Linked DNA regions of Homo sapiens: region 1 is linked to region 2. The links are chromatin loops, found by intact Hi-C in ENCODE. Cell type or tissue: stomach. All regions are shown on one strand. Each heading gives the region's core, and the rest is flanking DNA. Links, peaks and the distances in the headings are about the cores only. Region 1 overlaps NEDD4L (NEDD4 like E3 ubiquitin protein ligase). Region 2 overlaps NEDD4L (NEDD4 like E3 ubiquitin protein ligase).

Region 1 (15,996 bases), core at 3,556-11,555, 48 kb before region 2:
CAGCAAGGGCTCAATTACTCAAGAGATGGTATCAGTGTTAACACCTTTCAACATTTACTGTATGTCTACATGGGGCTCAAGACCAGAGCCTTTAGCCACAGAACCTGCACCTCTGTGTGTGTGTGTATGTGTTGGGGGGTGATTGCTGATGTGTATCTGTCATGAAAATGGCATGCACACTTGCCACAGCTCATTATGACGTAAGAGCTCATGTTCATGGAGTGCTCACCATGCCCCATCAGCCTTGTCTCAATGTTATGAACCCTGGCAATCACTTTGTAAGGCAGCTAATGCTTCACCCCTATTTCACAGAGGAGGAGCTTGAGACACAGCAAGGTTAGGTAACTTGCCCAAGGTCACACGGGGCCAGGTACAGCCCTGGGGTGCTCCAAAGCCCAGCTCTTGAAGTGCACTTGTGCTGCCTCTGCCGCGAGTGCTCAAACTGTGTTTAAAACCGCCCCCTCCAGGTATTGATGTGTGATTCCAAGAATGAGCAAAGTAACTTCTTGGGTTTTAAAAGCTAACCATTCACGTGCTCGCTTTGGCAGCACTTGCACATATACTAAAAGCTAACCGTTGTCACAGCAACAGAAAAGAAACACATACCGTAGAGGGCCGTTTAACAACCACTAAATATTGAATAAGTCCCACTGAGTTCCACTTGGATTCTCTAACAGCCACTAAACACTAAAAGACAGAGAATAACACTGTGCTTCTCAAACTGGGGTTCTCAGGAACCCAGGAATCCTAAAAGAGCAAGTACTAATACAGGCTTTTAACTTTCTATTATCATATTAATAAAGACAGGACTTCACATCTACAGATGGCATTTAAAAGAGCCTTTCACCGAAAGTGGCTTCAGGCTTTTCAGCTGGGGTTTCACAGTCCCGGGCCTGCAATCCCTATGGGGGTCTCAGGCCCATTCTTGAGAATCTGTGACCATTTTTTCCCTTTAAAAAAGGTGCACAGATTATTCAGGTTTGAGAAACACTGGCATGATGAAGAGAGAGGCAAAGACGGGATGTCAAGATCTGAGGTTCTGAATCATGCTGCTTAATGCTTCACCGCTTTGCATCCCAGTGTTATCTGTAAAAAAGTGGGTCATAACATCACCCACCTCTTAGGGCCACTGTGATGATGGTATGAGTCAATCGCATCAAGTGCTGAGCACCATCCCCGGAATGAACAGAGTGCTTGGTGAGTGTGAGTTCCTATCATTTCAGAGGTCAGGACACACGGACCTGGCTTTGCTCTGCACTAATGAGCTGGGTGACTTTAAGGAGCTCATTGTCCTCACAGGGCTTCAGCGTCCTCACGTGGAAGATGCATGGGCTGAACGAGATGATTTTTGTTTGCTTTAGAGTCTACCTAAAAGGGCAGGTGGGCCTGTGATTCTTAATGAAGAGTAATTTTAAATGTCTGAGTAGTGACCTTTTATAGAACAATGAAATGAAGTCCTTTGAATGTCAGACACTCAATAATCACCATTGGAAAGCTTAATGAAAGGTACCCTCATCACAGAGAACCAGATCCTTCAGCTTCTGCTCTTCTAGGAAATCAGATTTTTATTCTGAACTTTAATTGTGTATCATAAAACGTGGAAGAAATTAAACCTATGTATGGCAAAATTTTATGGCAGAACTGTTGCCACGAAACAGCCAGTGAAGTTTCTGTTTCCTATGTCAAAATACAGTCAGGGTCAGGTAGGGAGGAAAGCCATTTAGAAGAAACAGCAGAACAGTCCCACTCATGCTAGCCAGTGTTGCTTGCAACTGCCAGTCCTCTCCATCCGGGTCAAGTTAGTCTGGGGAGAACATCATTAGGAAAACTACACAGTTGCTTTATTTCCGTGACACATAAAGAGGAAAATAAGTTCTGGTAAGAGCCAGCTGGGTTGTTCCCTTCCTGTAGGTGGATCTTTGCCCTTCCTAGGGAAGAGCTGTGAATTTTCAACCCTGCCAGCCTATAAAAATCATCTGGGGAGCTTTGAAAATCCCACTGCCTGGGTCACACACCAGACCAATGAAGTCCAAATTCCAGGCATCAGTGATTTCTTTAAGGCTCTCTAGATGGTTCCAACATGCAGCTGAGGTTGAGAACCACTGAGTTCAGAGGTCTTATCTGGGAAGTTCTACTTGTGGCAGAATCATGTGGGCTCCGAAATAAAAAAGACAGTTCAATAGTAAGATATGTGTCCCTGAAGTCACAGAGAAACATGGGCTGAATGAACATGAAATTGGTTCACTAATTTGGTTTCCTTGGAAAAGTCTAAAAAGAAAGTGGGTATATCAACAGAGGCAGTGTATCTGGTGTAGTGGTAAAGGGTGCAGGCTCTAATTCTGGTAGCTCTGAGTTCAAATCCTGTGATCTGGGAATCTGTGACTCTGGTGAGCCCTGGGCCAGCCTTCTGACAGCCCAAGGGAATAACATATCTCATAAGGCTGCCATAAAGATTAAGCAGTGCCTGACCACAGATGATGACTGTGCCCAATAATTTCGCTTTTCCTAATCTTCATCCTGGTTAGTATTATGAGCTTGAGTTTCGCATCACCACCCACAGTCCTGGGGCTTGGCTCAACGCTGGTGCCTTCATATGGAGGCCAGTAGAACCCAGAAAACCACATATGACTTGGACACCATTTGGATAAAAGCTCTGAACTACTCAAACATTCTTCCCTTAGAATAAAGCCAGAGAACCACGGACAATGACTGCTCTGAATATTCATGAATTTTAGGCTGGAGTCAGCTTGCTTTCAAGGCTCTGACAGGCAATGACCACATTGTTTCCATCTGGAGAGTCACGTGAATGGTACGAATAGAAAAAAAAAACACCTTTCTGGTGAGGCAAGGGAATCCGACAGAAGTGAAAAACCTTTCACAGCCAATTTTTCGCAAACACATGTTCATGAGAATTCTCTCCTGGCCAGCACTTCTAGTGTAAGGGAGGGCGTTTCCTGCAGGGAGTGTTTGGTTGCTTATGTTAGCTCACTATGGCCAGAGCAGGCTTTGCAGCCCCCGCTGCATGAGAAACACAGGGCTACGCTGCTCACCGTTTTCCAGAAGGCCCACTTCTGCTGCTTCCTCAGGAGCAAGAAATAAAGGCCTTTGCAGAAAAACCAACACGAGGGACATGGGAGTTTGAGTTAGCAAGAGCTCCCTGAACCCGGCTTCAAGAAACTGATCCCATCCAGTCTGCATTTGTGCTGGGTTTCATGCAACTGTTCAGAAAACAACTGGGACCCTTCTGCGTCACTGTGCCTCCTGAGAGGGCCTTCTGAGGGCAGCCACGCTCCACGCTTGGGCATCCCTGGCCACGTGTCAGCCCTCTTACCCTCCTCCGACCACAGTCATGTTACTGCTCAATTCCAGGGAATTACAGGTTATTCATGGGCATAGAAGGCCTTTGAAAAAGGATGTTTCTACAGGGTATTTTGTCCTAACTTCTCAACCAATTTAAGGTTGGAGTAAAAACCCAACGTGTTTATTATACAGGTTGAGAGCTGCCTTATCTATGTATGCTGAACAGTGAAAGCTCCACTACCTAGAATAATGAGGGAAGGACTGGGCTCAGAGGAGAAATTCCCCACAGCAGGGAGGCCTGAGCCCTTTATGTGCCAAACATACTGAGTGCATTATGTCTTATTAGCACTACTGTACAATTTCTATTTTCATCCACATCACTGTCCTTTAATTCTCTAAGCTACTTACAGACAGGAAACAGAGCATTCAATAGCCTTGAGCCCAGCACCATACCCAGCTAAGCAGTTCAGATATTGCATTGACATGCATGTGTTTTTGTCACTCACCATGTGTGAGCTCTGGGCAGTTTCTCAGGACTGCCCCATTGCTCTATTGTAAACAGCTGAGGACCATTGGAACCTAGACAAGAAAAGAAAAAGAAATGTTAAGATTGCTTGGGGCAGAAGAATGAAGCTATGGTGTGGTCTGCAGTCCAGCTACTGTCAGGGCAGGGTTTGCCCCCAGGGGTGAGGCCCAAGACACTCTCTTCTGCTGCAACATTGATATTTAATGTTGAGGGAAGCCAGAGGTCTGCACAACCTCACAGAAAGACTCTGCTTAGTCTCCAGAATGGAACTGCACCAAGATTAACAAACACAACAGTTACGTGGAAAGGCAGGCAGCTACAGCCTCTCAGCTGGGCCCTGGAAATTTAAACTTCAAACTAGTTTTGTGGGTGGGAGGGTGAATGAAATGTGACTTTCAGTATGCAAAGTACAGAGTGATTTTTAAATCTATGGTAAACACTGAAAAATTCTGCCTACTGGAGGTGACTTTATACCTCAGTTTACGACCATATAAATGACCCTACAAAACCTAGTTTTTAACGATTTACTAAAAAACTAAACTAGGAAAAAAAAAAAAGAGCAGCCTTATGGACCTCTTCACAAACTGCCCCCCAATCCCTCGAAGTAGAAGCACCATGTTATCTATATAAAGTATAGATAACAGTACTTTCATTGAACTTTCATGGAACCTATGCATGGCACACTGTCCTGAAACTTAGCCTTCTGCAGAGGCCTGGCGGCAGGGTTCTTGGGCCAGAGTTCATGCCTGGCTGGAAATTCCCAGGAGGACAACTGAATCCAATGGTATCCTGCTCACCATAAAGTTCGGCAAATCCATTCATAGGTACTCGCGATGTCCCTGTGACAAACTGCAGTAACCGGATACGCTTTTCGGCGTCCATGAGTAGCACAGCCTATGAACAGAGGCAGAAGGTCATTATACCCCCCACGTGACCCATGGCACATGCTGCTGTCATGCAGGCAGGCAGAACTTAATCTTATTTATATTGCAATGTAAGACCTAGACAGTTGACTCTGAAAACTGAGTAGGTTTTTTATGGCCACAATACTAGCTGGCCTCTCTAATCTAAGAGACTGAGTGATCACAATGTCCGTCTCTTTCTTCTTCTGCCAATAGGCCAAAATAAATGATATAAAAAGCAAACTCTCTGATGGCACCAAGCTCATGTTTCTGTGTTCGAGGCTTACCAGTTCCCCCTAAGCCAATTATAAATATACAGTATTTAAGATTTGTCATCACAAGGGGAAGCCAGGTTATGAGATGGGATTTCAGATTGTAGACACGTTCCCTAGAAGACATCATTTTATAAAATGAAACAAAACAAAACAAAACAAAAACAAAACAACAAAGGCAAAGATGGGGTTCTAAAATAATCTGTGTATCTTACATATCTGCATTATTATGGGAATCCAGGTGGCTTTACTGGTAATGCCACTTGGACTGCTGTAGGCAAACATCTAAAACAAGCCAAGTGAGACCTGGACTAGGCTTTGAAGATTTTGCTTTTTTATCTCTGTATTCCTGCTGGCATTTGAAATAGTAATAAAAGGCATTTAGAAATGTGAAAAAGGCCGGGCATGGTGGCTCATGCCTGTAATCCCAGCACTTTGAGGGGCCGAGGTAGGAGGATTGCTTAAGCCCAAGAATTTGAATCCAGCCTGGGCAACACAGTGAGACCCCATCTTTAAAATAAATAAATAAATAAATAAAAATAAATTTGAAAAAGTTAAATGATTCCTTTTTGGGGTGAAGTAAATAATCAGCCTTTTTGGGGGATAACTGTTTTTTTTTTTTTAAGTTTGTTTACTATATCTCCTTTGGACTAACCCATTCCTATTTTACTTCCCTCCTAAGCTGAACAGGATACAAACAGTGGCCCTAAGATAATAAATCAAATGTTGTGTTATCTTTGGTTGAAAGATACACAGATCAAAATATTTGTTGGAATATATTTTAAAAATTGAGAAAACGACTTCTTAACAGAAAGTGGCATCTTGCAAAGCCATCCCTGAAGCCTGTTTCTGCCCTGAGAAGCCCCCCATTTCTATTTACGCATTGGAGGACCAGTCCCTCAAATAAAAGTCACTTTCACGAGGTGGTCAAGGAAGGCCAGTGTGCTTTTGTAGGGACCAACTTCATTCAAGTCTAGCTGTCTGCTACAGTTACAGAGGAGCCACCACGGGGCTGCTGGCTCAGTTTGCCTCTTCCCTCCCCCAGCAGTCCAAGCTCTAACAGACCCCAAAGCCAGCATCAGTCCTGAAGTCAGACCACAATGGAGGGCGCCACACAGCCCTCAATCCTGCCTCAGGTGGAGGACACCGGCTGGGGCTGGGCCCCGGAGTTACCTTCCAGAACCACTGAATGACGGGGTGGTTTGGGCAGTAGCCGTTCTTGTAAATAGAATGCTGTCTCCAGTCATTCACATCCACATCACCGAGGCCGCACATGAGCAACTAGGAAGAAAATTTACCAGATGTAAAAGCAGGATGTGAAAGGTGCGAGATCACACACTGAGAAATGACCACCCTCAGTGCCAGCATGTGGTCACTGTGCCGCGAAGGTAAGCTAGCAAATCATAACAACAGAGGAAGGCAGACACCTGTTCCAGGCTCCACCTGCCATAGCAGATCACAGAGGCAGCAGTCACGAGGGCAGCTCAATTCGAACCTTGCGCAAGCCACGGCATGTCGTATCGGATATAAAAATGCCACAGTCGTCCTCCCTACCCCTCTAGTCTTACGCATGGGACCTGTGGATTCTCTCACGCTCCAGCAGCATCTGTGCATTACCCTGGCTGCTTCTCCTCCTGAGAGGTTATTCCTCTGAATATCTAAAAGCATCTCCCTACCCACAAAAGAATTAGTGCTTATGACTCTCCTCCAGGTTGATCAATTCCAGTGATGACAAATCACCTCATCTGCCCAGAGGCCTAAGAATGGCAGACATACGCTAAGGCACAACTGGGTCTTCGACTTAGCATTTAGTCTAAGGTTTGCCGTTCCTATTATGCAACTCTCCATCAGGGGAGGTTTCCTGTGGACAAATGGAAGATATTTATGCAAAGGTACCAGAATGAAATGGAAACAGAACTAAGCCAGAAGCCTGGAAATAAAGTTCCTAGGCCTGACCGTGCCAAAACCTTGCTGGGTAAACCCAGCTGCTCTCTGCCTCAGTTTCCCACCTATCAGAGGAAAGGCTTGAGGTATATGATTTCTATAGACATCATCGATCTTGAACTTTCTGTTTTGAGATAAAAGTATAGAAGGCCAGTGTATGGGAAACACTCACTGGCTATGGACGGGGCAAATGGCCGAGTCCCACCAACGGCTTCTCAACAGACAGTCTTTCCCCTGTTTCTCTCGACACAACAAAGGGCGAGATATTCCTTTGTTTTTAAAATGGCTGTTACTCAACTATGTCAACACCAAGAAGCTGAACTAGACAATCACTAAACTACCTTTTGCTACAACCCTGTTGCCTTCTGACATTTTTCCTCACTCAACATAAACCACTTCAAGTTCAATGAGACGTCGTTCTACAGGCCCAAGTAGATGCTTACGGCCACCTTGTGGCCAAGACCCCCATTTGGCTGCCACGGTGGGGGTGGATGGGGATGCAGCAGAGGATACTTGGCCAGTCTGGTAGTGTAAGCAGGTTTCTGCTGTCCAGAGGGCTACTGCAAACCTTGTTTCTACTTGTTGTGGCAATTTGCCTCGCCTGGTGCATAGGGCCATGATCCCAGCTCTGCTCAGTGGCCTCTACTTACTAGGCATGTTCCAGAACTGCCCTCTGATGGACAAGGCAACTACAGCTGATTATTTTTGCTGTTCCTTACTCCTACATTGGCAAACAAGCCCCATAAGAGACATGTAATAGAACCACATTGGCAAATAAGCCCTATAAGAGACATGTAATATAATTCATCTAAAGTTACTCTCTAGGACATTATGGATCCAAGAATATTAAAATATTACTTGTAAAGTAATGAGAGATACTTTAAAAAATCCACTTTACATAAAATAATGTTTATAATACAAACCTCCAGCTCATTTTCATCAAAAATTTTAATCAAATCAATAGGAAGTAGTTCTGTGAATCCCTGAAAGAAAAAAAAAAAACATCTTAAACACCTATTGCCTTCAAAAAAAAAAAATTTCACAGGAAAAACAAACTTTTCTGGTTAGCCAGAAAAAAATATAATCTCTCCTGATGATTCCTATGTCAGTGACAGTATCAAGTAACTATAGTTCCAGTAAAAACAGCACAGTCACAATATAACAGTTTCGAAAAAGCATAGAATCTAGAAGATTCAAGTAGTGGAGTAATTTCTGAAACCTGATGAAAATATGGGATACTGTAGGCAGGGTGGATTCCAAAAGCCATTTATAACACTGCTGTGAGTCAGTGCGTCCTAAGATGCACAGGCTACAGATGTGTAAGAGACACGCTTAAAAATAACGTGCTGGAGGCAGGGAGAAGAAACACAGAGGGAGGCAGGTGATGGGTGCAGACACTGTGCGTACAGAAAACCATGCTCCAGTTCCCAGGTACCACTAACTGTGGCGTGATCTAGGATGAGCTCAGCTCTGCTGGGCCCTGCGCGCTGCGAACGCCGCGTTTCTGAAGGTGTGGACCGCCTGCGGTGGGGCCCAGGAATCTGCTTCCTGGGATTTCTTATCTAAATAAAGAGTGAAACCTGCCATTCTGTCCTCCCATTTTAAGTCCCTAAGGCCCCGAGCTGTTTCTGAGTGTGCTGCCCGGGCTTTCACGCATCCTGTGTAGGTACCTGAGTGAAGGGAAAGCATCACCCCACGAGAGCTCTGCCTCAGTGCAGAGAAAATCAGTCACGTGGACACGAGGCTGTTTCCTGTGTGATCTTTGAGGTAACTAATACTATATCATATTTAAGAAAGAATTTTGCTTTTGGTCCAAGTGGAATACTGTTTAAAATGATGAATCCCTCACCCACTGCTAGGGGCCTGGGAGCATCCCTGATATTAAAAGTTCGATCTGGGCAGTGCCCACTTTGCTCTGTAACAGGGTAAAAGCTGTCATGAGGTGGCTGGGTATAAAATAAATAAAAACTCAGCTTAAGAAAATGTGTTTTCCATGTATCTGTATAGAAGAGAACCTGCAATGAATTATGCCACAAAGAAAAAGGGCAGGGGATTAAAAAAAAATGTCCATGGCTGGGCGCGGCGGCTCATGCCTGTAATCCCAGCACTTTGGGAGGCCGGGGCGGGTGGATCATGAGGTCAGGAGATCAAGACCATCCTGGCCAACATGGTGAAACCCCGTCTCTACTAAAAATACAAAAATTAGCTGGGTGTGGTGGCGCGTGCCTGTAGTCCCAGCTACTTGGGAGGCTGAGGCAGGAGAATTGCTTGAACCCGGGAGGCAGAGGCTGCAGTGAGCCGAGATCGCACCACTGTACTCCAGCCTGGGTGACAGTGAGAATCTCTCTCAAAATCAATCAATCAATCAATCAATCAATCAATCAAGCCCAGGCAGCAGTGATCCAGGGAGGGAGGGGTGGCCAGGCACTTTGGGGACTGCGCTTCATCATTCAGCTCTGAGCCCTCGGGCTTCTTGGAACCTGTCACTGCAGCAAAAGGCAGCCTTCTCTTGGGTACCGCCTGAAACTCCAAGACAATGGTTCTAGATCAAGTCTGTAAAACGTCCTCTTTAAAAACAGGACAAATGTAAAAATAAGAGAAGTCAAGCAGGAGAACCCGTGAAAAGGAAAAGGAGGTGGCGGCACGGTGGCTGAACACTCTTGTGCTGGAGACTGGCCAGCGGTGTGAGCTGTGCGATCCCGGTCTTCCTGCAGGGTCCCCAGCCTCGCCTCTGTCTCTGATCAGCTCCACCACACTAGCTAAAGGAGAAGCGCGATCCCCCATCGACCCGGGACCAGAGGCACATGGCAGAGAACCCTGGCCAGCATGGCTTACCTCCAAGAAGGCGTTCATCTGCTTCTGGACCCTGTTCACAAATCTCCACTGGATGACTAAGCTGCAGGAGAAAAGAGGACAATATTGAACCACCTCCATCATCACTAGTGCTCACTGCTTTCTCCGCAACAGGGAGTGCTTCTCCTCCATCCACGACAGCAGAGCAGAGGGGAGGGTCTCCTCTGTGCCCCCACTGTTTAGTTTATTCATGGCTTCTTTCAAGACTCCCTGGAACACCCGTGAAAAACCTAAAATCTCACTGGAGATTTCAAAAGAGTAATTAACTTCCCCCACATCAAGGTTTGGCTGACCTAAACTGCTTTAAATGCTTAACTGCTTTAAAATGCTTTAAATGCTTTAACTGCTTTAAAATGTGACAACATGGAGAAAAGGGAAAAGTTCATGGGGTATGAACACACAGGTATACATGTATAAGATGCACACACCCGTATACACACCCACATATATGTATACATATTTGTAAAGTGTACTCAGGACAATGCATTTAGTTATCTAATATTTCATTCTAGTATCCAATGTGCTAATATTCAACAATAACATATAAGCTTTATCAGCAAAATGATTTGCACTCATAATTTAATGCCAAAATTTAGAGGATGAATGGTAAGACCTCCTTATGCAACTGAAGTTCACCAAAACCAAGTTCCCTGCGACAGTGTTTAATGCACAGCAAAACTGATCGCAAGGCAAATGTACTCTGGATGTCATCTCAGGCATTCCATCATTCTGAAGGGTTCTCACCTTCGGGGTGGTACACTGTAACCATGGTAATGGCCCTGAGGACCAGCCTGCAGCACAACCACTGTGCGGCCTCTCAGGTGGCACCTCCTGGGCTACAATGAACAGCTCAACAGCATTCTTCTGGCACCAGGGGAGCAGAGGTATCAGGGAGCAGTTGGTGATTTCAATTATACTTTTAAAAGTAAAGCTAGCTGGAACCCTGCCTGGCCCTGACTCCCACCACGTTTGAACCCTAAAAGAATTAACTGCAAAGAATGATGCAAGACACATACCACGCATGTCAGAGTCCTCAGACTTGAGACCTGGGTCACCCTGAGCTAGAATATTTTTTAAACCCCACTCACAGTCTGTACTTTCTGAAGGAAGACAATGGTGTCTGCCAGGATGTCATCAGCTAAGATTGTTCATATTCAGAACGAGAGTGCCAATTAATGTGGCCAGGTAAGAACCGAGGTACCTTATTTCTAGTCTATGTATTCAGCATAACAAGCTTTCAACTTGAGAGTGAAAAGAGTCCGCCATGTAATAGTTCCACTCCTTGCCAGGATCTCTGAGTAGAGACTCTAACACGCTCCGTTTCTTCCTAATTAGGAAGGACAGTAGGTTTTTCTTTGCAGATCACACTGAAAGGTGCTAAGACCCACAGTCAATGCAAGAGCTGTCTGATTTCAAGACCTCTGACCAATTCCAAATGAGAAGAAAGGAGGGAGCCTAGCCTGTTGAAACGAAGCACTGAATGCAAACGAGGAACTCAGGGCCACTGTGGCGACCCACAAGAGAGCAGAAACCAGGTGCCAGGAACCACACACTGCAGTGCTCACCTCACCCCTGCACCAGGGGATCTCCTTGGAAGATCCCAGAGTTATGCATTTGAAGCACACATATACACTAAAAAAGAAAACGTAACGTGCCCAACAGAGAAAAACTTCTGCCTGGTACAAATGTCTTAGAATCACTTAACAGCTAGACTTCCAAAAAGACTCAACATTTTGTTCCACTGAGGCTGAAGTTGAGTTAAGAATATTACAAATACCAGAAAGAATTCCTTAGGGTTGCACATGCTGAATTCTTCCTATCCATTTTAACTATTTCTATACATTTCTATTATGGAAAAGAAGTTGGGAGAGAGACAAAATATTTTTTCTTTGTTGGTTCCTAATTTTGCCCTGCTGGTCACTGACACCGTGGTTCTCCGTTGCAATTCTAAATCTTAGTTGATATCCACATATTCCAAAAGAGTATTTGCCGTATTACTCAATAATATAGACCTTTTCTCCCTCCTCTGCTCCTTTATAGGGCAGCTCAATGGAGTCATGATACAAGACAGACTTTCCATCCCATATTCAACTTCCCATTAGCCCAAGCCAGAAAAGAACTTACCTTGTTGAAAACTGACCAATAAACTCATGCCCATAATAAATGCATGAGCTGTTTCAGCAAGGGACAGTGACCAAACATGCATTTCAATTATTCAAAGAAAAGGCAGTAAATATGTGTATACATACTCGATATATTCCCTTTTGTTTTCATTTGTGACCATTATTTCTGACCCATTGGGCTTCAAATCCACTTGATATGTCTGTAATTACAAAGACAAAACAACAATTACTATCACGAAGTTATCTTGCATATTATTATTGAGTGACAATGTCTTACTATAAAGGGAAGACAACATGTATTCAGAAATATTTCCCGGCAAATGGGCTCTGTGCACAAGAGAATGTCCAATGAGGCTTTTTTGCTAGGATGTTACACAGTTAAAGATGCTATCATTAAAGGCAAATTGTTTTATGGTTATTTATGACTTTTAATTATTCTTCATATATTAGCAATAATGAAGAGCAACATTTTTTCCTCTGCTATTCATTTATCAGGAAACTAATTATGTTTAACAGAGAAAAGAACAGGGTACACCCATCAAGACTCCAGAAATCCAAATTCTAATGCATTCTGTTTCTGAAAATTATATTTTCTAGTCATAAAAAAAGGATGCATGGTATTTCTTTCAAAAATGCAAACAGAAACTTAAAGACAAGAAAGAAGCTTAAGGATCCAGGCTGAAGAGACAGATTTATCTGGTTTTTGAAGGCATTTATTTGCATTGGACGCCTTCTCCTCACTCATCTGCCCTGAAGCTTCCTCCCTTAGCACCACCCATGATCATGAAAAAAGCAGCTGCAATCAGGGCAGCCCTTTCTCCTATGCCCTGACCCAGACCTAGCTTACCATAAGGCCACATAGCACAGTAACCAGCGTGAGGGAAGGGAGAGAGGCCTACTATTTTAAAATAAAATGTTTTTTTCTCATTGTAGAAATTTTGGGGAAAAAAGGTGGAAAAATATAGCACCTACACCTCTCCTACTGAAAGAAAGCCATGCCACTATTTTGGTGGGGTTCCCTCTAAATCTTTTTTCCTCTGCCTGCTGGTTGCATTATAGAGTAAACCAAGCCAGGGGAGAGGGTTTTCCAAAGTAAGTGTTAGGGTGGTACCCAGGAGGGATGGAGGTTCCATGTTGTGATGAACTCTATGCCCTGGCAGAGGCCACCTCCAGGGGTTCCTTGGTCCTGCCACCTGCACCCAGGAGATCCTGAGCCCCTCTGACCCGAGCACTCACACCTGGGTCTCTCATGCGGCTTCTCCACGCACTGGCTCTTGTTCCCATTCACACTGAGATGGCTTTTCAACGTAAAACACATTCATCATCCATCCGGTCCCTCGACATTCTCTTTTTCTCTTTATTCAGGAAGGAATCTCATTTTTCCACTATGCTTTCCATTTCTGCAAAGTCAACTGAACTCTTCACTGTGCCCAATGTGAATTTTAATCCCTTTGCTGCGTTTCCGGTTTTGCTGACATCCTTCATTTCTCCATTTCCCTTTCTAGCTGCCATCTTCCCAGTGCATCCCATTTTCTCCCAGGGGTCATCTGCTCCTGCCCCGTACAGGCCGTGTTGGGGATGGAGGATGCCAAACAGCTTCCACTTGGGGGTGGGGTGGGGATGTTTCTACAGTGAAACTCTGCCAGTTCGTGGCTGGTTCTCAGAGGTGCGTGGACAGTGCTCATCCATACCTTTTGTTCTATGTGTTAATAAACCCAGGTTGGCTTTTCTTCTTTTCCCCATTTATTCCTCCCCAGACTGCCTTGTTGTTCCTTCGGTAAGAGTTTTCTTATCAGATCCACGTCAATGACAAGTTAATAAATCCCAGCCCAGGCATTGGTATCGAGAAGGCTTTCGGTACAGCTCGGCTACACTCAAGCCGAATCTTTCCTCCCACCCTTTCCCCTCGCACAGGGAAGGGGAAGGAGGTCAAGTAGATAAGCATCCACAATCCCTGTAATACACTCCTTCCAGCATTCATCCAGCCCTCTCTCTTTGATCACAGAGCCTTCTTTGGTGTTGCCTGAAAGTTGTAATTTCCAGAGAGCTACTGAATGAGCGGGTCGGCCACAGACAAAGTGGGGAGGGGAGGGCTAAGGAGGAAAACACTCTGCTTCCTCCAAAAGCAGCGCCCAGGGATGAGAGAGAAAATAAGCCAGTGTTGCTGAGTGCAGAGAACTGGTTCTCCCCTTCACTGTGGGTGGGAGTCTAATTGGTTCAATCTTTTTCTGAAGATATTATAATTTGGCAATAGGCATCACAATTTTAAAATTATATATCCCTTCTCACAGTAATTTCTCTTTTGGAGTTTATAGCAATGGAAAAAAATTAGTCAAGTACACAAAATGTATATTCCAGATTATACATTTGTATGCTATATATATTATGTATATATGTGAGTATTCCAGGGTTATACAGAATTATATGTTTATATAGAAAATACTAAAATAGCCTAAACGTCTACCAACAGGGCATGGTTAAAAATATATGGCACGTCTACAAAGTAAAATTCAGCACAGTCATTAGAATGTTATAGACTGATATTCAGTGACATGAAAAGGTATGTGTGATATATTAATTTGAAAACTGTTTTCTGTTTCTGTGTTAGTTTGCTGAAAATGATGGTTTCCAGCTTCACTCATAAGTGGGAGTTAAACGATGAGAACTCATGGACACAGGGAGGGGAACATCACACACCGGGGCCTGTCATGGGGTGGAGGGCTAGGGGAGGGATAGCATTAAGAAAAATACCTAATGTAGATGATGGGTTGATGGGTGCAGCAAACCACGATGGCATGTGTATACCTATGTAACAAACCTGCACATTCTGCACATGTATCCCAGAACTTAAAGTATAATAAAAAAAATTTGGGAGGCCGAGGTGGGCAGATCACGAGGTCAGGAGTTCGAGACCAGCCTGGCCAACATGGTAAAACCCATCTCTACTAAAAATACAAAAATTAGCTGGGAGTGGTGGCTCACGCCTGTAATCCCAGCTACTCAGGAGGCTTGGGCAGGAGAATCGCTTGAACCCAGGGGGCTGAGGTTGCACTGAGCCGAGATCATGCCATTGCACTCCAGCCTGGGCAACAGAGCGAGACTCCATCTCAAAATAAATAAATAAATAAATAAATAAATAAATAAATAAAATAAAAAAGAAAACAGTATGCAGAGTACAATTCCACTTCTGTAAAAAAAAAAATCTGTTTTGTGCTTACAGAGAATAATTCTGGAAAATGTAAATAAAAATTTTAATCCTGAGTTTTCTTGAGATACTGGGAATAAGTGACATTTATTTATTTTACATATTTTTATTATACTGGCTTTATTTTTATTATGGAGGTTAATATTTTATAATTAGATAAATAAATAATTTTTGAAAGAAAAGAAAAAATGGGCCCACACTAACCCATGCTAAATGAGGTCACAGCAGTAAATCATCCTGTGGGCAGCCGTCAAGTCTCATGGTTGATTCTGACCCTGGGTTTCTCTGTGGGGGAGTGAGGAGAGGGCCCAAGGATGGGCACAGGATGAGGGGTTTGTAATTCTGCTCCCTAAGCTACTAGGTTAGGGGTCACGCCCCCAGATCTCGGTGTCTCGGCTCGAGCCCTCCGTGGTACAGAAATGCATCCCTCTAGGATTCGTTACAGGTGACACTTTCATGAGTTACGGCGACACTTTCATGAGAAGCAATGACCACTCTTCAAATTCCACTTTTGAGACCGGCTGTCGGGGGCTGATCGTGACACCGTCTCCTGCAGTGCAGGCATATTGTCCAGCCCACCACACTGGCTTACTGCCACTGGCCGATGCCCCAGAGTCCTTGCTGGTTGGGCACGAGGCTCCATGGGGGTTGGAGAGGCGGCTATCTGACTCTAATGCTCGCCTCCAGGCACACAGATTCCCTGCGGGCCTTCATTCCTGTCTCACCATCACTCTAACTACAGCCTGTGTTCTCCTTTCGCCCAAATTTGTCCCTTCTTAACATCAGCTGTTGCCACCACAGGAGGGGAGGGACTGTATGTCCTCAGCACTGAACACCGGGTGGTACCGTGACAGTGTCAACCCTAAGTGGG
Region 2 (15,996 bases), core at 4,339-12,338:
GTATCACTGAATCATAATCATAGATCTTGGGAACTGGCAAGAATCAAAAAAGACCACGAACAACAAAAATCAACCCTTGCTTCTTGCTAGCTAGGTGAACTTTTAAATGAAGAAAGAAATCCTGTTAGCAGTTTGTGATGCATATTGACCCTGAACCCAATATATTTTTTTAAAAGGCTAAGCAGAGGCACAAAATAATCCAGTATTCTGCAGTACACTGACATACACAGAACATAAAGAAATATGCTAAGCTGATTTAGGATTGAGAAGGTCCAAGAAGCTGATAATCTGGTAAACATTCATGACTGGTTAACTACAGACAGAGGAAAAACTGAAAGCACTGAATTTCTCAAAAGCTACCCACTCAATGCTAACTCTGATCCGGACCAGGTAACGCCACAACCAGCGGGGGACCCTTGGGCTTCCACCTAGCCTATGACCATGCCAGATTTAGAGAAAGCTGAGGACTGCTATTACATGAAAGAGGGCAGGGCTTCTGAATGCTACACACAAGGCCAGCCTGACCTTGGAATCACATGTAGGCTACCGTGAAAGACAATCAGCCCTATTGGTAAAAGGCTGGTGATTTAAAGGGGGGGGGGGGGCGGGGGGGGCCGTAGCGTGAAAAGAAGCTGAAATTAGAGAAAAGTGTCAGGGAGGCAGTGAGGGGCAGAGCATGAAGTATAAAGTCAACCGAATTTCAAAGATCTGCTAAAGTGGCCTTGCATGGAAACCTAGACTTCATAGACTGTGAGGGCCAGAGGCCTTGAGGCTTATAATATTATTTTATCAAAAATAATAAAAATAATGGCAGCAGCTGCCATGAATCAGCTCTGAGGGCTAAGGCTAGTGGTCACCCTCAAGCCCTGACTCCCACCGAGCCACTCAAGGAGGCAGGCATCTCTCCTTAGTTGCCAGGGCACATGAAGTGGCGGTCAAGGCTCTCTATTAGTTATGGACAACTTCAGAGCTGATGAGAAAGTGGAATACTAACGAGGGCTCTGATGCAATGAAAATAAATGATCCAACGCATAAAGTGTGCCTGGTTGTTTCTTCCTTTCTTCAGTTTCATAACGGGAACTCTTTCATGTGTAATATAAAATTGCTTCCCTCCATCAAGTTCAAAGTGTTTTTAAACAGGATGCAAAGAGCAGTATCTTTTTAAAAAGGGCTTTCCTAATTCAAAATATATAAAACACAGGGATTAAAAAAAAGTGCCTTTTTTCTTTATCTTTTCCATCCTGGAAGAGACCAGCAACCACACCTAGAGTAATAAGTTTCATTAGTTTGAACTTGGATGGAAAACAAACCTGCAACTTAACTAGGGTGTAATCTTTCTTGCTACAAAAGCAAGCCCATGCTTCATCCTGTGAAAGGCACAAATATACTAATATGCGTTGAACATCCCTCACCCATAATGCTTGGGGACCAGAGGGGCTTTGAATTTCAAAATATTTGCAGTTATACTTACCACTTCAGCATCCCTAATCTGAGAATCTGAAATGCTCCAATAAGCATTTATTGCTTGAGTGTCATGTCAGTGCTTACAAGGTTTCAGACTTTGGATCATTTTGGATTTTGAATCTTTAAACTAGGGATACTCAACCCGTATACACGTGCTCTGAGCTGCTGAGGATGGAACATCCCTCCTTGGTACATCCCTCCCAAGCCCCTGGTCTCCAGCATGCATTCCCTGAAAGGCCTGACCCAGGCGGGGAACAAAGCCAATCTTTCTTTCTTTCTTTGAATGAAGCTAAACTTGGCCTGGCAGGGTGTCTCATGCCCATAATCCCAGCACTTTGGGAGGCCGAAGCGGCAGGATCACTTGAGGTCAGGAGTTCGAGACCAGCCTAGCCAACATGGTGAAACCCTGTCTGTGCTAAAAAAAACAAAAAACAAAAAACAACAAAAATTAGCTGGTGTGGTGGCATGTGCCTGTAATCCCAGCTACTCAGGAGGCTGAGGCAAGAGAATCGCATGAACCCGGGAGACAGAGGTTGCACTGAGCTGAGATTGTGCCATTACACTCCAGCCTGGGCAAGAGTGAGACTCCGTCTCAAAAACAAAAAAAATAATAATTAAAAAAAAGAGAATGAGGCCAAACTTTATCCAAATACTGATGGCATACTGCCTTCAGTATCTGTGTGTGTGTAAAAGGTCATCTTTCATGACATATTTCAATAAATTTTTTAATTTCTCAATGTATAGAGGGGAAATGTCCTGATACTTTTCAGGCTTCTGGTTGGTGTAAGAATCAACAGTGCCCAGGCCGATGGGGGAAGGAGTGTTATTTTCATCATTTTCAACCTGTCCTACCAGTTTTTTTCCTTTTTCTATTCTAATGCTCAAATCTAAGAATAGCTATGCTGTTCTCTCATTTGTTCTCTTCTTCTTTCAAAAATAAAAAACAAAGCAAACCCTAAAACCAACTCAAAACAGATTTTTAAGTTGCAAATTATCTTCATGCTTCCCTCCGGCTCTTCATCTTTTGTCAAAATGAACAGGCAATTTAGAGTGTGTCTTCCGCAGGGAAAATCCTGCCTAGGCCTTTGTTTAGAAGCGATAGCGCAGCTGTGTCAGCACATCTGAATTCGCTTAAGAAGGGGAGTAGCTTGTGGAATTTCCAGTTGTTACCTTGAGGATTTCCCACACTAGCAGCAGCAACAAAACGTTGTTCTAACAGATTATGATTTTAAATCAGTAAATTAGTCAATAACAAGTATCTGGGTAAACAGGCGCAACTGGAAAGTAAAAATGGGTTTCATTCAGCAATGTTGCAAGCAATAAATAAAGCGAGTGCTGTTTAATTTAAAATACAATCTGCCCAGCTGCAATTACACTGTTGTTGTGGCTTGAAAGGCTGTGAAAAGGTTAGGGGATTTGATTACCAAGCTAGTTAAAATTACTAAAATCATAGCTTATGTTGGCAAGCCACAGTGGCTCCTTACACTAATCCATCTACTTTTATATTCGTTAGCCCTTATTTCTGGAGCCTGTTTCTGGCTAAGGACTTGAAATTACAGCAGTGCTATAGTAAATGAGAACACTGGCAGGACAGCCAGGGGTTCCATGGTAATAAGTAAAAAGACATAAAAAAAAAGAACTCCATTACTATATTTTCCAACGAGCTGCCCGTCTCTTACTCTTGGCTTGCTTGCAAATCTGTAACATTATCTTCAGACTAGTAGGGGAGTCAAACCTACATGTTATTATATGCCTTAGAAGCAGTTATCAGTTTACCAAATGAATGTTACCAGATCTAAATGAGAAATTCTCTTGGCAGGCCATTCCCTTACTTCAAAATAGAAAGAGCTCTTAGAGTGGTTCTCACTTAGGGCTGTTTTGAAATGTGTAGGGCATTTCTGGTCATCACTATGTTGGGGTGGGGGTAATGGTGACCATTAGCACCTGGTAGCAGAAGCCAAGTTTGTTAAATAGTCTGCAACTGAAGGCACAAATGTCCCTGCCCCAAATGCCAAGAATGCCCTTGAAGACACAATGTCCCACGGTTCAAAGGATTCTAGGAGCACGCCCTCTAGACCTGCTGGACTGAACTGATACCACACAATGGGCAAGGCATAAAATGACAGCCCAAATCCCCTTGAGCAGGGCTTGTTCTTGAATATAAGGCTGCTGGTCTATCAAATGGACACACTTAATGTCCATCACTAGAAATGGGAATTAATGGTGTATGTTTATTGTTGGTCCAAGACCGAAGAGCTAGGGCCAATAACAATCACCAAAACTCAACCAGCATTCCCATAACATCAGTTTTGAGCAAGTAGCACAGATAATAGTAGGACCAAGTTAAACTCTGAGTTAACTCTAGCTAGACAATTCGATGGGGACATAACCGGAAGAAAAACCATCTGCAGCATCAAAAATAGCCAGAAATACGGGAACCGGTTTCAGTGTAATTACAGGTATAGAGATTATATAGCAGGAAAATACCAACTGACTTTTAAAAGAATCATATACTACACTGAAAAAGCCACCGATTCGGCTAAAGAAATAAAGAACTGACACAGAAATACAAAGATATGCATATTTGCCTTTGATTAATCTCATTTTGCTCAAGATAATACAATGTACAGATTCTTTCTTGGGTACAATTCAGGAGTACATGAAAGAGTTGCATGGTAAGAAAAATCAATTTTGACAAAATGATCACAAAAAGGAGCTATCAGATCTACAACCAAAGTCACTCAGTACATCCCCTACCCCATGATCAAGGGCATGAAAATGTACCTCAGATGTGTGAATACTGATCTGATGTGAACGGTAAAAACTAAAGCGACAAATCAAAAGAAGGTGGGTAATGCCAATGAAAGTGCAAGAAGAAACTGACAAAAGAAAAAATTATTTGAAAATGATTATAACTCCTAGTGAGATTACTTTGTGAGACGGGATCAATTAACAAAATCTTAACAGCACAGAGCAATACCTTTCCATCCAGCACGGTGAACTGTCTAAACTAGAGCTTCCCAGGAGAAAAGGCAGTCCCAGCACCAATACCAAAGACAGCTACCAGCCTGTGCCCACCCACTCCCACCCGCCCATTTATGCAGGGGCCAGATGCAGGCTGAGGAGACCCTCTGGAGACACCCTTTACAGTCAATCCAATTCCTCTGCAAGAACTACAAACACTAAGGAAATCAAGGAATTAATGCCAGACTTCATGATGAAAATGGAGCCAAATAAAAGCAGCAGCCTTACCCAGGTTGTAGTCTTTGTGTTATGATCAATGAAGAAGGGCCGGCCGTTTGGCGCTATCCTCATTTCCCAGCCGGGTGGCAAGAAGCTCTGTGTGACTTTGTGTTGTGGTTTGGGGGAGTTGTAAGGTGATGGCTGTGGGGACTGTGGGTTGGAAAGGGTGTCTTTCACAGCCCGACGTACGGGTGAGTCCTTGGCACCCTAAAGAATAACAATGAGGATTAGAACTCTTTAGCATGTGCGATTCCAATGTGCCAAAATGTACCTGGGTATTGCAGAAGGCTTCTCTTTGGAGATGGACAAGAGGGAAGATCCCCAAAACCTGTTTTCTGTCATTCATTTACTTTTAAATCAATCTAACTTTACATTTTCTCTGTTGGATAAACACACAACAATATTAAGTACTTATAACCACCATCCTTTGGTAGCTACTCAGTATGTACCAAAAATACTGTTCTGTACTAAGCATTATGGATGGAGATTTTACAGAGTGGAGAAAAATGTGCCCTTGCTCTTAATGAGCTCACAGTCTAATGAAGAACAGATTGGCAAGTTTTAGAGCACAAAAAGGAAAAAAGCTACATCAATAAATACAACGATCTGGAATCTCACAGTTGTTACCCATGACATTCATATCAGAGTGTGGAAGAGACAGCATCCATTCCCACTTATCAGCATCTGGACCCAGGGCGTGGAGAAGCCCACAGCTGTCTCTAAGACACAGTCAAGCTTAGGACCTCAAACATTTGCTCTTTGGCTTCTCTAACTCTGACATTTGTGATGTTAAAGGATGGCACCAAAACAACACAAACACGACAGAGAGCACAAGCAGATGCCCAGCCATGATGCAGAGATGCAAATATGCATCAGAAACATGTATGCCCATAGAATGAAAGACCCTACAGTCGAAAGAAAAACAAATGATCAAAGCAATAGCTATGTTTAAAAACTCAATATCAGCACTTGGTATTTGAAAGAGGGATTACGCAATTCTAATGAGGTAACAGGCAAAAAGAAGCGAAACACAACAAGAACGGTGGAAGTCCTGAAAAGAGAGTGCCCACGTCCAGCACAAGTCACCACGGCCTTAGCCAAATGAGAATGAGAATCAGGTGAGAGAGTCCAGGAATGTTAACTGGGCGAGACAGAGAAGCAGGTAGAAAGGCTGCACAAGAACACCCTTCACTACCAACACAACGACTGATCAGAGAGAGGAGGTGGCTGCGAAACTGAAGGCAGAGTTAAGAGAGAAGAAAGAATGGGAGTCACAGGACAGAGTGAGTCCAGTTAGATGAGGTAGCCGTCTCACCTCCAGCGGGGCAGATAAAGTTACTGTTGGCGAGCTGAGGCTACGAGGCCGGCGGATCTGAGGCTCGATTAGATGGTTGTTACTGTTTGTGGCTGATCCGGACGCACCATCTTCTGCAAGCTATTTTGGAGGCAAAAACAAGTTAGCTTCATAGGAGGATCTCCCGGTGTGTGTGATTAGGAGCGCGAACCCAAACAACAACGCAAACAGCAATAATAAGAGGTCTGGCCTATTTAAAGCGTGGAGGAAATAATTAAACATAATGATGGGGGAAAGGATGGGGAAACACATTCAAGGGAAATAAAAATGAATCACTAGCCCAGCATAAAAACTAGCCTCGGATTAAAGTGGGGGCTGGGCAGGGAAGAAGCTACACACTGCAATAGGCTCTTACTTTGAAAATATCTTTCACGTCACATTTTTAAAATATATTCAGTGATAAACTGATTTGAAAAGCAAATTCTTCCTTAGGCTATTATTGTATTTAAAGTAATGCATTTTCTTTGTGAGAAAGCTTTTACAAATACGGGTCTTTCAGAACAATACATAAACACCAGGAAAGGAGTTCGGTCATGTACATTTCGGCTTCTATGGCCTGCGGTTTTAAGTTGGATGGCAATCTTCGTACCTGCATGATAGGTCGAGTCCAAGTTGTGGTTCGATTGTTATGATTGACATAGTATGTGCGCCCCTTAGCATCTTTTCTTTCTTCCCAGCCTGAAGGCAGACCCGGCGTGGTATGTACATAGGCCACTGATGGCTGTTTGTGCAAGAAATCATTATTATTTAATACCTTGCATTTGTTTTCTGATCAGTTTAATAAAGTAAGGTACACCCAGATAATTATTTTCTCTAGACAAAGTTAATTAGATCTATTTATATAGAAAACACTTACAAGTGTCTGGAAAACAGCAATAGATTTCCAACAGCTTCAAATCTACTGTGAAATGAACCCCATACAGTTGCAGAGTCCAAATTCTTACAGAACTTGGTTCTAAGACCCCGTAGTCTCAAACGTAAAGGGTTGCTGCCAAGGTGATCACAGGGAAAGGGAAAAACATTATCATCTGTTCTAGCTACTAAATTCCACTGCCAAACCAGGTAGAGCTTAAAGGTATTTCAAACTGTCCAGTGTCACTGTGTATGAGAGGGATGCTCTGAGTTTCTCCTCGATGTAGCTCCCATGGGGTGCTCTTCTAGCTTAGGCCTACATTCCTCCATCAGCTTAGGACCCTAACACTGTAGCTTCTGGGGCAAAATTTTAAAATCCCAACACAGAGCCCCTTCTCTAGGATACTGATGGTCACACAGTAGCATATAATCTGGAGGACCACCCAGGACATCTGTGTGCCCCAGCTCAGGAAGTCTCCCAGCACCCAGCCTCACACCCCAGGCTATGTGCACCCAAGTCTGCTGATAGGAGTGTGTTTCTTTGAAGGTGAACACAGCTTGGCAGTTTTTGGGTTTAGAGACCTGCCCCGCATAGAGTGACTGTATTTAGACAGTCCACATTTGATCACAAGAAGATCCCTGAGAAGCAGTCTAAGAAATGCAGTGTGGATGGAGAAACACTGAAAAACAAGGATGTGTTGATGATGTATGGAGGCACTGGGACAGATGCTGGAGATCAGGGCTGTCCCAGGAGGGCTTGAATGCATAGGCGATGCATGTAATATCTGTGCCTGTGAAAGAGCTCTAAGTGGGGAAAAGCTCAGAAACCAGAAGCCGACCACAGCTATACCACGGCTCCTAGGGGAATCTAAAGGTATAGGAGGAGCCCATGCCTTAGGAATAACCTCTCACGTGAGGTTACAAAAGGAAGCTGCTTCTTTTACTTCCAGATATTTTAGCAGTTGTCGTTTTCTTGCTATTAGGCTGAGGATACAAATTTCCTCTGAACCTAACTTCTTCCTGTGCTTATGCCACCTTTTCCCTGCACTACCAGCAATGTGTCTTGGTGAAGGTGGTCACCTGGAGTTCCCTGGTGGACTCCAGGATCTCAAATTAGAGAAAGCACCAACAAGGATGCTGCCGGGTAATTTGAAAACCCCATCCACAGAGAAGCAGTATGTTAACCTCCCAGGCTTAAAAGCACAATTCAGAGAAAGATCACCTGGGTAAGATCATGAAGCAGCTGATTTTAGATTATGTGTAAGAAAACTTTCTGCTGATATTAAGGAAAACCATTTCCTTAATATTTCCCGAGATAAAGTCCTAAAGCTCCCTAAAGATAGTTTATAAAGACACAAAGACTCGGATCATGGAGCATTCTGGATCCAGGTGTGGAGACTCAGCAGGAGCAGAAGAAACATCAACACTGACTTAATCCTTTCATGAATATTAAACATCGATGAATTAGCATGCAGCCTGAGTGAAGCTCCTTCCTCCCCTCCTCCTCTAGCAGCGATGCCAACACAAAGAGCTACGTGGATCCGGGCACTTCAATGGACTCCCCTGCTGAGCTAAGTTGTAACCTAAGTTCCTGGTCAATTAGTATCTCTGGCAAAGTATGTGCTATCAAGTTTTGACCTACTATTGTTTATACAATCAATGAAATACTAAATGGAATGTGTTACATTCTCAGCTCCCTCCGCCCAGAGCCCTCCCCTTCAGCCGTTCTGGTGATCCACTTCCCCCTCTCCCAGGCCCCTTCCCTCCCATAACTCCCCACTCCCCCTGGCCCCGCCCCTGGAAAACTCAGCTCCGGAAACCTTAGCTCTGGAAACCTTAAGGATATTTTTGCAGTTACTCAATCTCTGGAAAGGACACTTGGGAGGCAACTGATCAACTGAAAGCACATGGATGTGTCATAGATCATGTCAGAACTGAATCCTAAAGCTGTATGAATTCTAGCAACCAGGTTACTTTGTTTTTTCCTTTTTGAGACAGAGTATTGCTCTGTCGCCCAGGCTGGAGTACAGTGGCACAATCTTGGCTCACTGCAACCTCCGCCTCCCATGTTCAAGTGATTCTCCTGCCTTAGCCTCCTGAGTAGCTGGGATTATACGCAAGCGCCACCATGCCCAGCTAATTTTTGTATTTTTAGTAGAGGCAGGGTTTCACCACGTTGGTCAGGCTGGTCTCGAACTGCTGACTTCAATTGATCCACCCGCTTCAGCCTCCCAAAGTGCTGGGATTACCAGTGTGAGCCACTGCACCTGGCCATACAGGTTACTTTCATACAGCCACAGTGAATAGCACTAATCAGTTTGTGGAAAATTAGGAGTGTAGTACAGAACGCTGAATTTGATTAAAATGCTCATTCTCTCTTCTATTGAGAACTGAACTGGCAACCTGTAATTTAGTTACATTTATGTGAGAGGGCAATTTGGAAATGTTTCTTTACAGTGTTCTCTCCAAATGACCACATAGAACAACTTGTGCTGATGATTCCATTTGTAACTCACACTGCCTCCCACCCTGCACGGCTAGTTGAGGGGGCAGGACTCAGCTTCTACAGACAGGCCATGGAAGGGCCCGCCAGGAAGCCAAAACCAGCCTTCTGCTGTTCTGTGCTTGTGAGCATGTTCCACCCTAGCTTAACAAAAAAGTAATCAAACCAGTTAGAAATGGCGACTTAGTTTAACATTTCACAGCTTTTCATCATAGACTGAATACACTACTGCTTTGTGATGCCCAAAAGCCATTAGCTAGAACTTCCTAGTGGCTCTGTTTCTTTCATTAAAATAAAGAACACGATTGTAAACTGCAGAAGTTTCAATATGCTTTTAAAAATAACCACTTTGACACTGACCATCACAGATTTGCCAAGACTTGCACCAACCCAGTAATGGTGGCTCGTGTATTTTTAGAATATATACAACAAAGACTGAAAGGACTGTGCTATCCCTCTCCTTTTATCTCATGGGGAGGGCCCTGGCTTAGTCTGCCAGAAAGTGACACCACTGTGCGTTTATTTGCCATAAATCAAAGGGCTGTGGTTTCTTGGCTGAGAATCAGGGCCTGTTTATTAGACTACAGGAATGAAAGCACTATCATAGAAAGAAAGCTATATCAGGACGGTTACTTCAGCACAGCGTATGGAGTTGAAAGGGCAGGGTAGGGGGAGCAGAAAGTCCTTGAATGTCGGGAAATTAACACTGTAGTGCCTTTACGTCAGTGAATATTATGTAATTATTAACATGTCCCAGAAGAATGAACATAAGTTAAAAAAAAACCAAGTTGCTAAGTAATGTATACATGACATCCCATTTAAAAAAAATAAAATAAAGTGGCACAATGTGTACCTATGTGTACACAGCCGTATGTCTGTGAGAGCACAGGGGCAGTGAGATGATATAATACCATGATGGCTCCAGCCCAGGACAATACACTTCAGTGTGAGTGATGTGCAGAGGAACAGAGGGGATGCCAAAGAGGGAAACACGGGGTGAAGAGACAGAATTGCAAGACAGGAAGTCAAGGGCATTCACGACAAAGGATGTGGAAGAGAAACATGCAGGATACAGCAGAAGAGAAATGGATGTGATCCTTTCAAACCTAAGTAGGTAGGGAGATCTATCTACATCTACCAAAGTAGATGAAACACTTAGGAATGAATATTGCCAAGCCTGTGGAAAGAAAACACCCAACCCATGCTGAAACTCAGTGACGGGGAGGGGAGAGTGCAGGCAAGAAGGCAAGAAAATGGCAGTCTAACGTGCCACCCGGGATCTCATTCAGAGGGGTCACCTTGTCCTGCCAGGTGACCCTTGCCATGGAGCCTGGTACTGCAATGATTCCATTCCTACTTCATTTACTACATCAGCTACCACAACACTCCAAAGCTACACGCAGGTTGCAAGGCCAACAAAATACAAAAATAGGTGATATACAGATGATGTTCATCAGCACTGAATTCAACTAAAATTATCTCACAAAACGATCTTGTCCCCCTCAAAGCTCCACTACTCCCACAGAAATTACAAGTGCACGGTGGGTAATAGTTCATGTAGAATTTCTTGAATTCTACTGGAGGCTGCCTCACTCAACACATGACTCATGTAAACCACTGTAGCTCAATATCTTAACCTGAGCTGAGTGTTCTGGGGCTGACTGTTGCCAGTTTGATTTTCCTCTGTACAATGCTGAGCATTAAATTGAAGTCATCAACATCTTTAGAAAATCAGCAATTGTATACGTAAAGTTATCCACAAGTAATGAGCAGTTATAGCAAAATACAACACAGGTGAAACAATAAGGAAATTCTTTTTTTTTTTTTGAGATGGAGTCTCGCTCTGTCGCCCAGGGTGGAGAGCAGTGGTGCGATCTCAGCTCACCACAACCTCTGCCTCCCGGGTTCACGCCATTCTCCTGCCTCAGCCTCCCGAGTAGCTGGGACTACAGGTGCTCACCACCACGCCCGGCTAATTTTTTGTACTTTTAGTAGAGACGGGGTTTCACTGTGTTAGCCAGGATGGTCTCGATCTCCTGACCTCATGATCCACCTGCCTCAGCCTCCCAAGGTGCTGGGATTACAGGCGTGAGCCACCGTGCCCGGCCAGGAAATTCTTTAAACAGCTATTGCAGTGCGAAGCATAAACTATAAGCTAGCCTAACTTTAGGGATCAAGTAGAAAACAGGCAATTAAAATACAAATCTAAGTCACCCACAGACAGGAATACCATACATTCTTTAAAATAATGAATAAGAATGGTTGGCTTAGAGAAACATAAATTTTTCTAGATCACTTATATATCCTAATTATGTTCCCTTGGAATTACGGAAACTTGTTCATTGTGTGAGGAGAGCCCCTGGTGGCAGAGAAAGGGTCATGGTGCATTCTGGGGACAAGAAAAGTCTAACCCCCTGTGAAAAATGTGGTAGGGGAGATACAGAAAAGAGAAGGGCCCTGGGCACATCCAGGAATCACACACACAGTCTCATGCAATTCCTGTGGCTTCTTTGATGATCTTCCAACCAAATTACTTTAACCAAGCATTCTAATGAAATGGAAAAACTTATCAGGAGTACAAACACTAAAAGTCAAAAATATCTTCTAAATGGTCAAGTTAAATGCACTTAACCAAAGCCTGATAGTATTCCTAATAAAATTATGTGGGACTAAAAAAATCATTCTATTTTACCCAGTACCTTTAAACAATCCCCAAATGAGAAGCTTAAAATAAGAAACGTGTGCAGCTCTGTAGCACAAAGGAGCTAATCTTATTTTTAAAAACAGCGTATATTCACCACTACACGAAATATTAAAACTGCCTCACGGCCTCTTGCTATTGATGTCTGATAAAGTGGATCATTACCGTTGGTTCCTCACCACCCGTGACAGTTGATGAACGCGCTCTCCCAGCTGGGGCACTGGGCTGTGAATGATAATTTACATCAGTGAAATGCACTTAGGGGATGACCCCCTGCTGTCTGAATCAGGGCCCACTGCTGTGGCAGCGCTGTAAGGCAGGTGACGTGAGATCAGAATCCCTGAAACCCACCCTATCCAGACAAAGCCAGCAGTCGCTGATGACCAGTAGCACAAAGGAAGCGTGACCCCTATGCCCCCCAAGGTGGCTCATCCTTGACCTGGGTAAACAATGACAACCTCAAAAGAGTGAGCTGCCTTAGAGAAAAATGGAAAGCTGGTCTGGTTTTGCCTGCCATTGTCAAATAATTAGCAGATTCTGAAATCTCCCCACACTCAAAACTCAAGAGGCCACTGGTGATCAGTGAGTTTACAGCATCAGAAAGTACAAAGAAAGAGGGAGGAATCACCAGTTTCCAGGAAAGTGAGTTCTTTGGGAAATAAAATTGACATTGATTTTGAAAAGGAGAGAAAGTGCCATTCGTTCAAGGAAAATCACAGATCATGAGGTTGAGAAGGATCCTACCAGTCCATCTCAGTTGATTATTTTGTTTTTGGGAGCCCTGTACTGAAACCATCCCAGAAAAGACGCTCTTATCAAGCTTATTATTAAGTCTCTCCAGTGTAAGTCACAAATGACTCTATTATTTTGACTGCTTCCTTGACTAGTATACTCATTAATTTTTTCTCAAACATAAAAAATTAAAACCTAGGCCAAAATATCCTTTGAAGTCAAGAAAAAACATACATGAGAGGGAAGACACTGTGATTTCAAAAACCTTAAATGCACTTTTCCCCCTTCAAATTCATACGTAATACATTATTAGTCTTAAAAATGATCAAGGTTTTGTAGCAACAGACAAAAACTGTCAAGGTAAAATATCAAATTGAACACATTAAAACCACATATTTTCACCTCCAAAAGAAGAAACAAATTTATGTAAAATTTCTTATTTTTAATGTGTACATCAAACATCTCTCAGGGCAGTTCTAGTCTGCCTTCCAACTTGAATATTTCTTTTTACATACATCAGATGTTACAAAATCCCCTACACCTCTACATTTGCTGATAGCTATTAAAATGATGAGAGAGTTGGAAAGAATTATAGCCAATTCCTGGTGAGCAGAGCTGCCTTTAAAGAGAAGGTACAGAGGCTCTGTAGAGTTCAGACTTCAGGTCATTAGGAAGGGAAAGGAACATGTGGACGGTCGCCCAGAAGAGTTCTTCCTGGTTAAAGGGACTCAATGTGTTTTCAAAGTACAGATCACTGGAGCATAACTATAGTAACTCAATAAGGTAAAAGGAATTACTAACTAATGTACCAAGAGGTTTAAGTGAGCAAATCAAAATTGGTATAAATTTGGGTGAAAAACTAAAGCAATGGAGGTTCCAGCATTTTAGAGATGGGTGGCAGTAACAATTCTCTGTATTGGAAATCCACTTTCCTAGGGCAATTGGCCAGGAAATTTAAAAACATCTCATTTATATTGTAAATAAATTTACACAGGAAAAACTCTTTTTGCAGCAGCCCAGATGATTGTAAATGAAAGCCCAAAAAGTCAACTGATGACTGGAAATTAGCATGGGTTACCGGTGGTAGATGGCCCTGTTCTGCAACTGCGTCGGTGACACTGCATGACCTCAACCTTGAGGAGGGTTCTCTTTGCTGGAAGGAGAGGAAAAGACAGGAAGCATCAAGAAATATATTCTTAAAAGCAACTTTCATTGGTTTAACAAACATATCACTCAACCATATTCACCGCTCTTCGATATTAGAAGGTAATTAAATGAAACATCTTTTCAGAGCAAGGACAGTCATCCTTGAAAAAGTTATCTTTCACTTTAATTTTCAGTTAAGCAGACTGGAATTTTGATTGGTCCTTAGAATTAGTGGCAAAAGTAAGAGGAGACCAAAACTTTCAGAAAGGAGACTCAACAGGACTCTGCAACACTCTAATGCTGCTTTACAAACAGAAAGAAGCTAGCAGTCTTGTAGTTTGCTCTAAGATGCACCCTCAGGGTAAATTTTAATGTGATGTGAATAGACGGAAGAAATAGTGATATGTGGCTACCCAACATTTATTGATTACTACAATTGAAAAAGAGTCAGTTGCATCCTATATTCAGAGGAGCTCAGACATCATCTTGGCCTACTTCTGAAAGATCTGGTATTTATAATTTTAGCTGCTTTTTTTTTTTTTTTTTAAATATAGAGTCTTGTTCTATTGCTCAGGCTGGAGTGCAGTGGCATGATCTCAGTTCACTGCAACCTCTGCCTCCCAGGTTCCAGTGATTCTCCTGTCTCAGCCTCCTGAGTAGCTGGGACTACAAGCCCCCCCCACCACACTTGGCTAATTTTTTGTATTTTTAGTAGAGATGGGGTTTCACCATATTGGTCAGGCTGGTCTCGACCTCCTGACCTCAGATGATTCACCCACCTCGGCCTCCCAAAGTACTGGGATTACAGGTGTGAGCCTCCATGCTCAGCCAATTTTAGCTTCTAAGTGGACTTCAAGTAGTAAAGACAGGAATGATTAAAAATAGTGAGATCAAGCTAAAAAAAAAGATCTACTGTGTAGTGTCTTAATATTCCTCTAACTTGTTTGTATTAGTCTATGTGGTTAAATGAAGCCTAATTGATATGAATGAAGATTAGCAGCAGGTCACACACAGAAGCCAGAGTCTCCTTATCGGCAAGTTCATCCATAGTATCAGTTTCTAGTATTTACTCATTTTTAATATTTTGTGATAAGTAAATGGTACAAGAAGACTCTGTGGTAGGGATGGGGGACAATTCACATCTTCCCACATTGGTTACTGTGAAAGAATCAGTCTTTAATAAAAGTGTCACTCTGTTGCTCAGGCTGGAGTGCAGTGGCGCAATCGTGGCTCACTGCAACCTCTGCCTCCTGGGTTCAAGAAATTTTTGGGCCTTGGCCTCCTGAGTAACTGGAACTACAGGTGCACCCCACCACACCCGGCTAAGTTTTGCATTTTTAGTAGAGACGGGGTTTCACCATGTTGGCCAGGCTGGTCTTGAACTCCTGACCTCAGGTGATCCGCCTGCTTCAGCCTCTCAAAGTGCTGGGATTATAAGCATTAGCCACCGTGCCCAGCCAAAGCTCATGTTCTTCCCCTTGAATACAGGGTAATCCCAATGAGCAAATATCCGATTTGACTCTCATTTAACAGTGAACACGATGTGAAATAATACAACATTGTATTTGGGTCTTAATGATATTTCACAGATCTAGAATAATTAAATTCAGGAGCTCCTCATTTAAATAATTAGAATTGCTAACTTATGATTATTGCTGAAAAAAATTACAGTGTTTACTTGGTTTACTAAAGGTGTGTTACTGCCATGGATTCTGTGGTACCTCCTTGCTTTTATAGGTTTTAAATACAAGGCTTCATTGTTTATGTTGTTTCTATAACAACAGTTTTATCAGTTCAAATATCCCATATATATGCAATTTCTTTTATCCTGTCCATTTAGTACTACATTTTCATCTTGGCGACACATCTCTTTTTGAAAAAGTCACAGAATTTCAAAGTGAAATCACATTAACTGAATGATAAATGCAACTCATGTAATAGAGGCGTATACTGTCTTTTAAAATAAAAACACCATAACCAAAAAGTAACAATTTTGTGAGT

Evidence for each region. Hi-C counts contacts between places; a loop is a spot of excess contacts. Peaks named below come from ENCODE experiments on the same cell type or tissue, not always from the same donor. Only the 100,000 strongest peaks of a DNase experiment are listed, where the experiment ranks them.
Region 1: a loop joins it to region 2, with 8 times the contacts of the local background. A loop is called at or near these places in 2 of 110 quality-filtered maps.

What each region holds. Positions count from the first base shown.
Region 1 is chr18:58,379,370-58,395,365 of GRCh38, reverse strand. It overlaps NEDD4L (NEDD4 like E3 ubiquitin protein ligase), which reads right to left. Exons shown (of 31, transcript NM_001144967.3): 25 at 12,047-12,120; 26 at 9,780-9,840; 27 at 7,868-7,927; 28 at 6,174-6,281; 29 at 4,624-4,720; 30 at 3,807-3,879. Among named protein-coding and RNA genes, the nearest start is that of MIR122HG, 59 kb to the left of the region's middle. RefSeq lists an enhancer at 2,708-3,207. In stomach, for the core only: no CTCF peak of the experiment used is centred there; a DNase peak (open chromatin) is centred at 4,065; H3K27ac peaks cover 1,311 bases.
Region 2 is chr18:58,331,824-58,347,819 of GRCh38, reverse strand. NEDD4L (NEDD4 like E3 ubiquitin protein ligase) reads right to left here. Exons shown (of 31, transcript NM_001144967.3): 12 at 13,928-14,002; 13 at 12,283-12,342; 14 at 6,651-6,782; 15 at 6,023-6,142; 16 at 4,717-4,914. Among named protein-coding and RNA genes, the nearest start is that of MIR122HG, 110 kb to the left of the region's middle. RefSeq lists a silencer at 2,409-2,703. In stomach, for the core only: no CTCF peak of the experiment used is centred there; DNase peaks (open chromatin) are centred at 8,659 and 9,949; H3K27ac peaks cover 2,568 bases.